Regions from separate parts of the Homo sapiens genome. Here region 1 is linked to region 2. The links are chromatin contacts, found by Hi-C or POLR2A ChIA-PET in ENCODE. All regions are on one chromosome and are shown on one strand. The core of a region is the stretch at or near the end of the contact, and the rest is flanking DNA. Distances in the headings are between cores, read along the strand shown. Region 1 overlaps RCOR1 (REST corepressor 1). Region 2 overlaps LINC02323 (long intergenic non-protein coding RNA 2323).

Region 1 (3,599 bases), core at 708-3,207, 56 kb after region 2:
TTTTTATTTTCTGTTTTTTGAGATGGAGTCTCACTCTGTTGTCCAGGCTGGAGTGCATTGGTGCGATCTCGGCTCACTGCAGTTTCCGCCTTCCAGGTTCAAGTGATTCTCCTGCCTCAGCTTCCTGAGAAGATGGGATTGTAAGCATGTACCACCAAGTGTGGCTAATTTTTTTTTTGTATTTTTTAGTAGAGACAGGGTTTCACCGTGTTGGCCAGGCTGATCAGGCTGGTCCTGACCTCAGGTGATCTGCCTGTCTCGGCCTCCCAAAGTGCTGGGATTACAGGCGTGAAAATGCTACTGATGACAGTGCAGAGAGTCCTGAGATGCTTAGAGTAGTGGAGTTACTCGATCCTTCCCTGTGGTGGAGGGTTGGGAGTTGAAGAAACCAGGAAGTCCTATATGAAATGGTCCTTTAAGGCCGGGTGCAGTGGCTCACCCCTGTAATCCCAGCACTTTGGGAGGCCGAGGCAGGCAGATCACGAGGTCAAGAGATTGAGCCCACCCTGGACAACATGACAACATGGTGAAACCCTGTCTCTACTAAACATACAAAAATTAGCTGGGAGTAGTTCCAGCTACTCGGGAGGCTGAGGCAGGAGAATCGCTTGAACCCTGGAGGTGGAGGTTGCAGTGAGCCGAGATTGCGCCATTGCGCTCCAGCCTGGGCAACAAGAGCGAAACTCCATCTCAAAAAAAAAAAAAAGAGAAATCGTCCTTTAAGTCAAGCCTTAAAACGTAGGAATTACCTAGTTAATTTGAATATTAATATTATATGATATATAAGCTGTACATGTTATAAAAATTATTTTGAAAAGTTTAATCTTTAAAATTTTAGTTTAGATTTTCCTTGTAGTTATCTAGAGCTGTGCTGTCCAATAGTGTAGCCACTAGCTACATATAACTATTGAAATTTAAATTAATTAAAATTAAATAAAATTAAAAATTCAGTCCTTCTGTTACACTAGGCACATTTTAGATATTCAGCCATCATATATAGCTAGTAGGTGCCATATTGGACAGCTCAGAATAGAGTATTTTTATCCTCCCAGCAAGTTCAGTTGGGTGGCAATGATCTAGACATTTTGATGAAATGAAAGCTTCATTATTATTGCTATTATTATTATTATTTTTGTGTGTGTGTGACAGAGTGTCGCTCTGTTCCCCAGGCTGGAGTGCAGTGGCGCCATCTCAGCTTACTGCAAGCTCGCCCACCCGCGTTCACACCATTCTCCTGCCTTAGCCTCCTGAGTAGCTGGGACTGTAGGCGCCCACCACCACGCCCGGCTAATTTTTTAGTAGAGACGAGGTTTCACCGTATTAGCCAGGATGGTCTCAATCTCCTGACCTCATGATCCACCCGCCTCAGCCTCCCAAAGTGCAGGGATTACAGGCGTGAGCCACCGTGCCCAGCCCAAAAGCTTCGTTATTATTAATTTTTATAATTCAGACGTTTTGCCTCTTTTGTCAAGTGCATGAAATTTGAGATGGGTACAGCTGAGAAATGTATGATGGCTGTGTGCTGAATTCCTCTAGGGGTGTATTTGTTTAAATATTGCCAATAAGGTGTTCAAAATAAGGTTATTTGAAAGAGCAAGTTGAAATGGAAAGCTTAGGAGAGCTTAGTTTTTTGTTTGTTTGTTTTTTTGAGATGGAGTTTCGCTCTTGTTGCCCAGACTGGAGTGGAATGGTGTGATCTTGGCTCACTGCAGCCTCCGCCCCCACACCATTCAGGCGATTCTCCTGTCTCAGCCTCCTGAGTAGCTGTGATTACAGGTGCTCACCACCACGCCTGGCTAATTTTTTGTATTGTTAGTAGAGATAGGGTTTCACCATGTTGGCCAGGCTGGTCTCTCCTGACCTCTGGTGATCCTCCCACTTTGGCCTCCCAAAGTGTAGGGATTACAGGCATGAGCCACCATGCCCGGCCTCAGCCTATAGTTCTTTTAATGCCCTTGTCTACTAATTCTATCATCTGTGTCATTTCTGGGTCAGTTTCAGTTGCTTGATTCTTTTTTTTCTTCCTCTTTTTGGGTTGTCTTTTCCACCTACTTTGCTTATCTGTTGATTTTTGGATGCCAGACATCATGAATTTTACTTTGTTGGAGGCTGGATATTTTTGTATTTCTATAAATATTCTTGAGTTTTGTTCTGAGATGTGGTTAAAATACTTAAAAATAGTTTGATGAAGTCTTGCTTTTAAGCTCTGTTAGGTGAGATCAAAACCATTTTAGTGTAGGGCTAAGTATTTCCCACTATTGAGTCAAAATCCTTTTGGGGATTCTGTGTGATAGCCCATGGACTATGTGGTTTTCCACTCTGGCTGTGAGGAACTGGCACTCTTCCTGTTCCCATGTGAGCCTTGTGGATTGTTCCATTTGATTCTTTTGGGTATTTTATTTATATTTTTAGAGAAGGTGTCTTGCTCTGTCACTCAGGCTGGAGTGCAGTTTTGTGATCATAGCTCCTTGCAGCCTCAAACTCCTGGGCTCAAGCCATGCACCCCATATAGCTGGGGCTATACCATGCCTGGTTATTTTTATTGTTTTAGAGATAGGGTCTCACTGTGTTGCCCAGGCTGGCCTTGAAGACTCCAGGGTTCAAGCGATCATCCCTCCTCAGCCTCCCCAGTAGCTGGGATTACAGGATTTTGCCATCACATCTGGCTAAGGGGGTGTGGAACCAGGGACAAAGACCAAATACATATTTCATAATATACTACACAAGGTAAATCTGGTTCATGTCACTCTACCTTGACTGGAAGCATAAGTATAGATTTTGCCATGTTGCCCAGGCTGGTCTTGAGCTCCTAGCCTCAAGCGGTCCCCTCTTCCCAAACCTTGGCCTCCCAAAGGTGCTAGGATTGCAGGCATGAGCCACTGCACTTCCTGAGTAGCTGGGATTACAGGTGCGCGCCACCACGCCCGCTAATTTGTTTTGGATTTTTAGTAGAGACGGGGTTTTGGGCCAGGCTGGTCTTGAACTCCTGCTCTTAAGCGATCTGCCCGCCTCAGCCTCCCAAAGTGCTGGGATTACAGGTGTGAGCCACCACGCCCGGTCTGATTTTTGTATTTTTTGTAGGGATGGGGGTTTCCCCATGTTACCCAGGCTGCTCTTGAACTCCTGGCTTCAAGCAATCCACCTGCTTCGGCCTCCCAAAGTGGTGGGATTTCAGGAGTAAGCCACTGCACCCAGCCTTGTTCATTTCAATATTCCTGATGAAGTACTCCATCTGATCTCATTTGCTCTTAGAAATCTGCTTGCTGGTTACCCTGTGCAGTGGCTCACACTTGTAATCCCAGCACTTTGGGAGACTGAGGTAGGAGGATTGCTTGATGCCAGGAGCTAGAGATCAGCTTGGGCAACATAGCAAGACCTTGTCTCTACGTGCACCTGTAGTCCTGGCTACTTGGGAGGTTGAGATGGGAGGATTGCTTGAACCCATGGGTTTGAGGCTGCTATGAGGTATGATCACACCACTGCATTTTAGCCTGAGAGACAGGAGACAGTATCTCTTAGCAAAAAAAAAAAAAAAGAAAAAACAAATCTGACTACCGTATTGATGATTCTAGTCCAGAATTTTCCAAAGGAGTATAGGT
Region 2 (3,850 bases), core at 296-2,795:
TTTTGCTATGTATATTTTTATCAGTGTTTAAAAAAAAACATAACAAACTCTCCCTTGGCTCTGCCATGCTCCTTATAGGGCAGGCTACTGTAAAATGAAACTACGGGCCAGGCACGGTGGCTCATGCCTGTAATCCCAGCACTTTGGGAGGCCAAGATGGGTGGATCACCTGAGGTCGGGAGTTCGAGACCAGCCTGACCAATATGGAGAAACCCCCGTCTCTACTAAAAATACAAATTTAGTCGGGTGTGGTGGCACATGCCTGTAATCCCAGCTACTTGGGAGGCTGAGGCAGGAGAATCACTTGAACCCAGGAGTCGGAGGTTGCAGTTGAGCCGAGATCATAGCATGCCATTGCACTCCAGCCTGGGGGACAAGAGCGAAACTCTGTCTCACAAAAAAAAAAAAAAAAAAAAAAAAAGGAAGAAAGGAAGGAAGGAAAGAGAGAGAAAGAAACTACAGGGACTCTTGTTAAAAAATTATTAAGAATTTCAAGATGGCAACAGCAGCATATTAAAACCAAGTGTGGTCTCTTCTAGGCTCAGGACCCTATGGGATTGCACAGGTCGCAGCCCAAGCGCAGTACTTGCGCACAGGTCCCAGCCCCTTCCCTCTCTGGGACTTGTCTTCTGGCCCCTCACTCCTGCGATGAGCTTTTCTTTCAGCTGGTGAAAGGCCGCAGACTTCGAACCTCTGGGCCTTTGTCCAGGACGTTCCCTCAGCGCTCAGTGCCCTTCCTGGTGGCCTCCTACATCTTCAGATCCCGGCTGAGCTCTGCTTAAATCCGGGACCGGGTAGTCACTGGGGCAGCCACTTGGCTGGGGCGAGGCCACCTCGCTTTGGGTCTTGTCGCGCCCAGGCCAGCGCCAGCCCAGGCTTGCCATGGACTGGCTCCTGGGCGTTAGATGAATGAATCGACTCAACCCGGGCCGCCACGTTGTGTTCAGAACACCGACAGTCGCTCCCAGGCAACCAGCACCTGCTGCGCCCCGTTTCCAGCGACCTCCCCAACCGCGTGGACTCGCATCCACGTGCCCGGCGGGGCCGCAGCAGAAAGGCTCGGACCCCCCAGGACGATCGGCCGGTGGGGGCCGGTGGGGCCGCAGACTCGGGGGGCGGGGGGCGCCAGGCTTCCGGGTCCTGCCCCCGCCCCGTGGGGAACAGCAGGACGGCGCCGAGGCCGTTTCGCTTTCCTCCGCGCCCATTTGCCGGGAGGGGACCCCGTGCTCCGACCTGAAGGTGACGGCAGAGCCTGCGGGAGGCCTAGGCCGGTCCCGCCCTACGGGTCCCGGGGGCGACCCTCGCGCTGACATTGGCGTCCAGGCCGCGGCCCCTGCCTCCGCGCCCACCCACGCCGGGCCTGGCCCTCGCTCCCCCGGGAAAAGCCCCGCCGGCGGCCGCGAGAGCGCGGAAGCGCAGCCGTAGTGACCGCGAGACAAAGACCCGGCGGCGGGGGAGGCGGCGGAGAGACCCCGCCAGCGCGGAGACCCCAGGGAAGCTTCTCTGGAAGACCTGGTGCTGGTCCGCTCTCCCGGGACCTCATTTTCCTTATGTGGACAACGGGGGCGGGGTCACAGCAGCCCCTCGGGCTTATAGCCGGGTTGTTCTTTCCTTAAATCTCCTCCCTCTGCCAAAATAAAAAACCCCACAGGGCAAGGCGCGGTGGCTCACGCCTGTAATCCCAGCACTTTGGGAGGCCGAGGCAGGTGGATCACCTGAGGTCAGGAGTTCGAGACCAGCCTTACCAATTTGGTGAAACCCCGTCTCTACTAAAAATACAAAAATTAGCTGGACGTGGTGGCCGGCGCCTGTAATCCCAGCTACTCGGTAGGCTGAGATAGGAGAATTGCTTGGACCCGGGAGGCTAAGGTCAGTGAGCCGAGATCGTGCCACTGCACTCCAGCCTGGGCGACAGAGGGAGACTCCGTCTCAAAAAAAAGAAAAAAAAAAAAAAACCCACAGCGTCCCGGAGGGGCCTGAGGAGTTGTGAGGGGCCGCCTCCGCCTCCAGCATCTGGCATCTGGAGGAGGAGGCTGAGGCTGAGGTGAGGGTGAGGGTGGGTGACCCGCACCTGTCCAGGCCCAGGTTGCCTGCTCCCAGCTTGGGCTGGGCAGTGGGGCAGGGCCATGATCCCGCCAGTGCTGTGGTTAGCCCTACACCTGGCCTGGCTGAGGACAGCGAACCTGGCAGGTCCAACCTGGGCCCTCCCAGCCTAGGATCTCCAAGGCCTCGTCTCAGTCACCATCAGCTGCTCTAGGGTGCAGTGGGGCCCAAGGAGGATTGGGCCTGATCTCTGCCCCCCAGAGCCCATGGACCCAGGACTGGGCCCACCAGGCGTGTCGCAGGCATAGGGTCAGTGGCTTCTCAACAGCTGCTGGCCCCGGCGCCCCTCACCACCCCACCTCCACTGGTCAGAACCACCACACTGCCAGAGACTGGGTTTCCCTGCAGTTCTGACCAGTGGGGATGGGGTGAGGTGGAAGGGACATTGCTTGGCCGGGCACGGTGGCTCACACCTGTAATCCCAGCACTTTGGGAGGCCAAGGCAGGTGGATCACTTGAGGTCAGGGGCTCAAGATCAGCCTGGCCAACATGGTAAAACCCCATCTCTACTAAAAATGCAAAAATTAGCCAGGCATGGTGGTTTGCACCTGTAATCCCAGCTACTCGGGAGGCTGAGGCAGGAGAATTGCTCAAACCCAGGAGGCGGAGGTTGCAATGAGCCAAGATTATGCCATTGCACTCTAGCCTGGGTGACAGAGCGAGACTGTCTCCAAAACAACAACAAAAAAGGCAGAGGAGTGGGGAGTCTGGATGGCTCCGCTGGTCCAGCCCACCCCTCAGGGGACAGACTGGTTGACTTGACGGGTTCACTGAGAGTGCTAGGACCGGCCCCAGGTGTAGTGCCCTCCCTGCGGTGTCCTGAGGTAAAGCCTGCCACTCTGAGCCTGCTTTCTCTTGCCAGGAGACAGGACCTTGTCCGCTGCAGCTGGGACATGGTGTGGATAAAACCTGTCAGACAGTGGGCGTCCTCCTGCCCTGAAGCCTCCCCTCTCCCTGGTAGCCTTCAGGCCCCCCAGATTCTGGTCTCTCGGCCTGCTGTCTCCTTTTTCCTTGGTACCTTGGCACCTGAACTCGCTTGGAGTGTCTAAGGAGCTGCCTGTGACACCATGGGGACCTCTATTGGTCCCAGCATCCCCTGCCCAGCCGTGGGGGGCATCGGTGTCAGCCCTGCCAAGGATCAGTCAGCCAATCAACAAACCGCAGGGATCACCCAGCTCATGGATGTGGGTGCCGGGAGGCAGGGAGGGCCACACAATGAAGAGATGTGTGTGGTCCTCCATGCTCAGAGATCCTCATGCCCCTCTCCCAGGGATGGGAGTTCCCCTCCCCATCAGGGGTAGCCCTAGGGCCCCCAGCCCCACTCTCACTAGGGCCAGCCTCTCTGTGAACCCCTGGACTCACATCACGTGTGCGGGGCCCAGCTTTGAGGTGGAAGACCAAACCTTGGCATTGCTTCTGTGGAAGCTCAGGAAATGCCCACGATATGGCCTGACCACCCCATTCACACGAGGATGGAGGGAGCACCCTGGTCACCTGGGGGTTGTGGTTAGAGTGCCCTCCAGCCGAGCCTGCAGCCCAGACCGAGCTAGACTGGAAGGGGTAGAAGGGCATTCAGGTAGGGACACAGCCTGGGCAAAGGGGCCCTGACCTTTGGCAGCTGCGGGAAGATGAGCCCACCTGAAAGGGAGGCTGCATTGAGTGCAGTCAGGACCTGGGCTGTAGGGCTCAGCCTCTAGACAGCAGGAGCACAGAAGGGCGTGGCGGGGTCTCCTGCCCGGCCATAATA

The links. Hi-C counts contacts between places; a loop is a spot of excess contacts on that map. ChIA-PET counts read pairs that join two places held with the same protein, here RNA polymerase II (POLR2A). Pooled maps may share reads with other maps.
Region 1: a pooled map shows a loop between it and region 2 (2.3-fold over the local background). The contact joins two enhancer-like sites. A Hi-C loop is called at or near these places in 3 of 37 single-sample maps with no recorded cell type and 4 of 50 pooled maps. POLR2A ChIA-PET finds 5 or more read pairs at or near these places in 8 of 52 experiments (B cell, HepG2, PC-3 and 5 more).

Annotation. Positions count from the first base shown.
Region 1 is chr14:102,609,439-102,613,037 of GRCh38, forward strand. The region is part of intron 2 of RCOR1 (REST corepressor 1); the gene reads left to right. Among named protein-coding and RNA genes, the nearest start is that of RCOR1, 19 kb to the left of the region's middle. RefSeq lists an enhancer at 2,011-2,090. Within about 2 kb of position 1,958, at least 3 of the 41 ENCODE cell types and tissues checked have a DNase peak (open chromatin) inside an H3K27ac peak, as active enhancers do; they include B cell, where a contact is called at or near this core.
Region 2 is chr14:102,554,171-102,558,020 of GRCh38, forward strand. LINC02323 (long intergenic non-protein coding RNA 2323) reads left to right here. Exons shown (of 3, transcript NR_146561.1): 3 at 540-1,656. Among named protein-coding and RNA genes, the nearest start is that of LINC02323, 11 kb to the left of the region's middle. RefSeq lists silencers at 965-1,034, 1,075-1,494, 3,729-3,850 and an enhancer at 2,176-2,676. Within about 2 kb of position 1,546, at least 23 of the 41 ENCODE cell types and tissues checked have a DNase peak (open chromatin) inside an H3K27ac peak, as active enhancers do; they include B cell, where a contact is called at or near this core.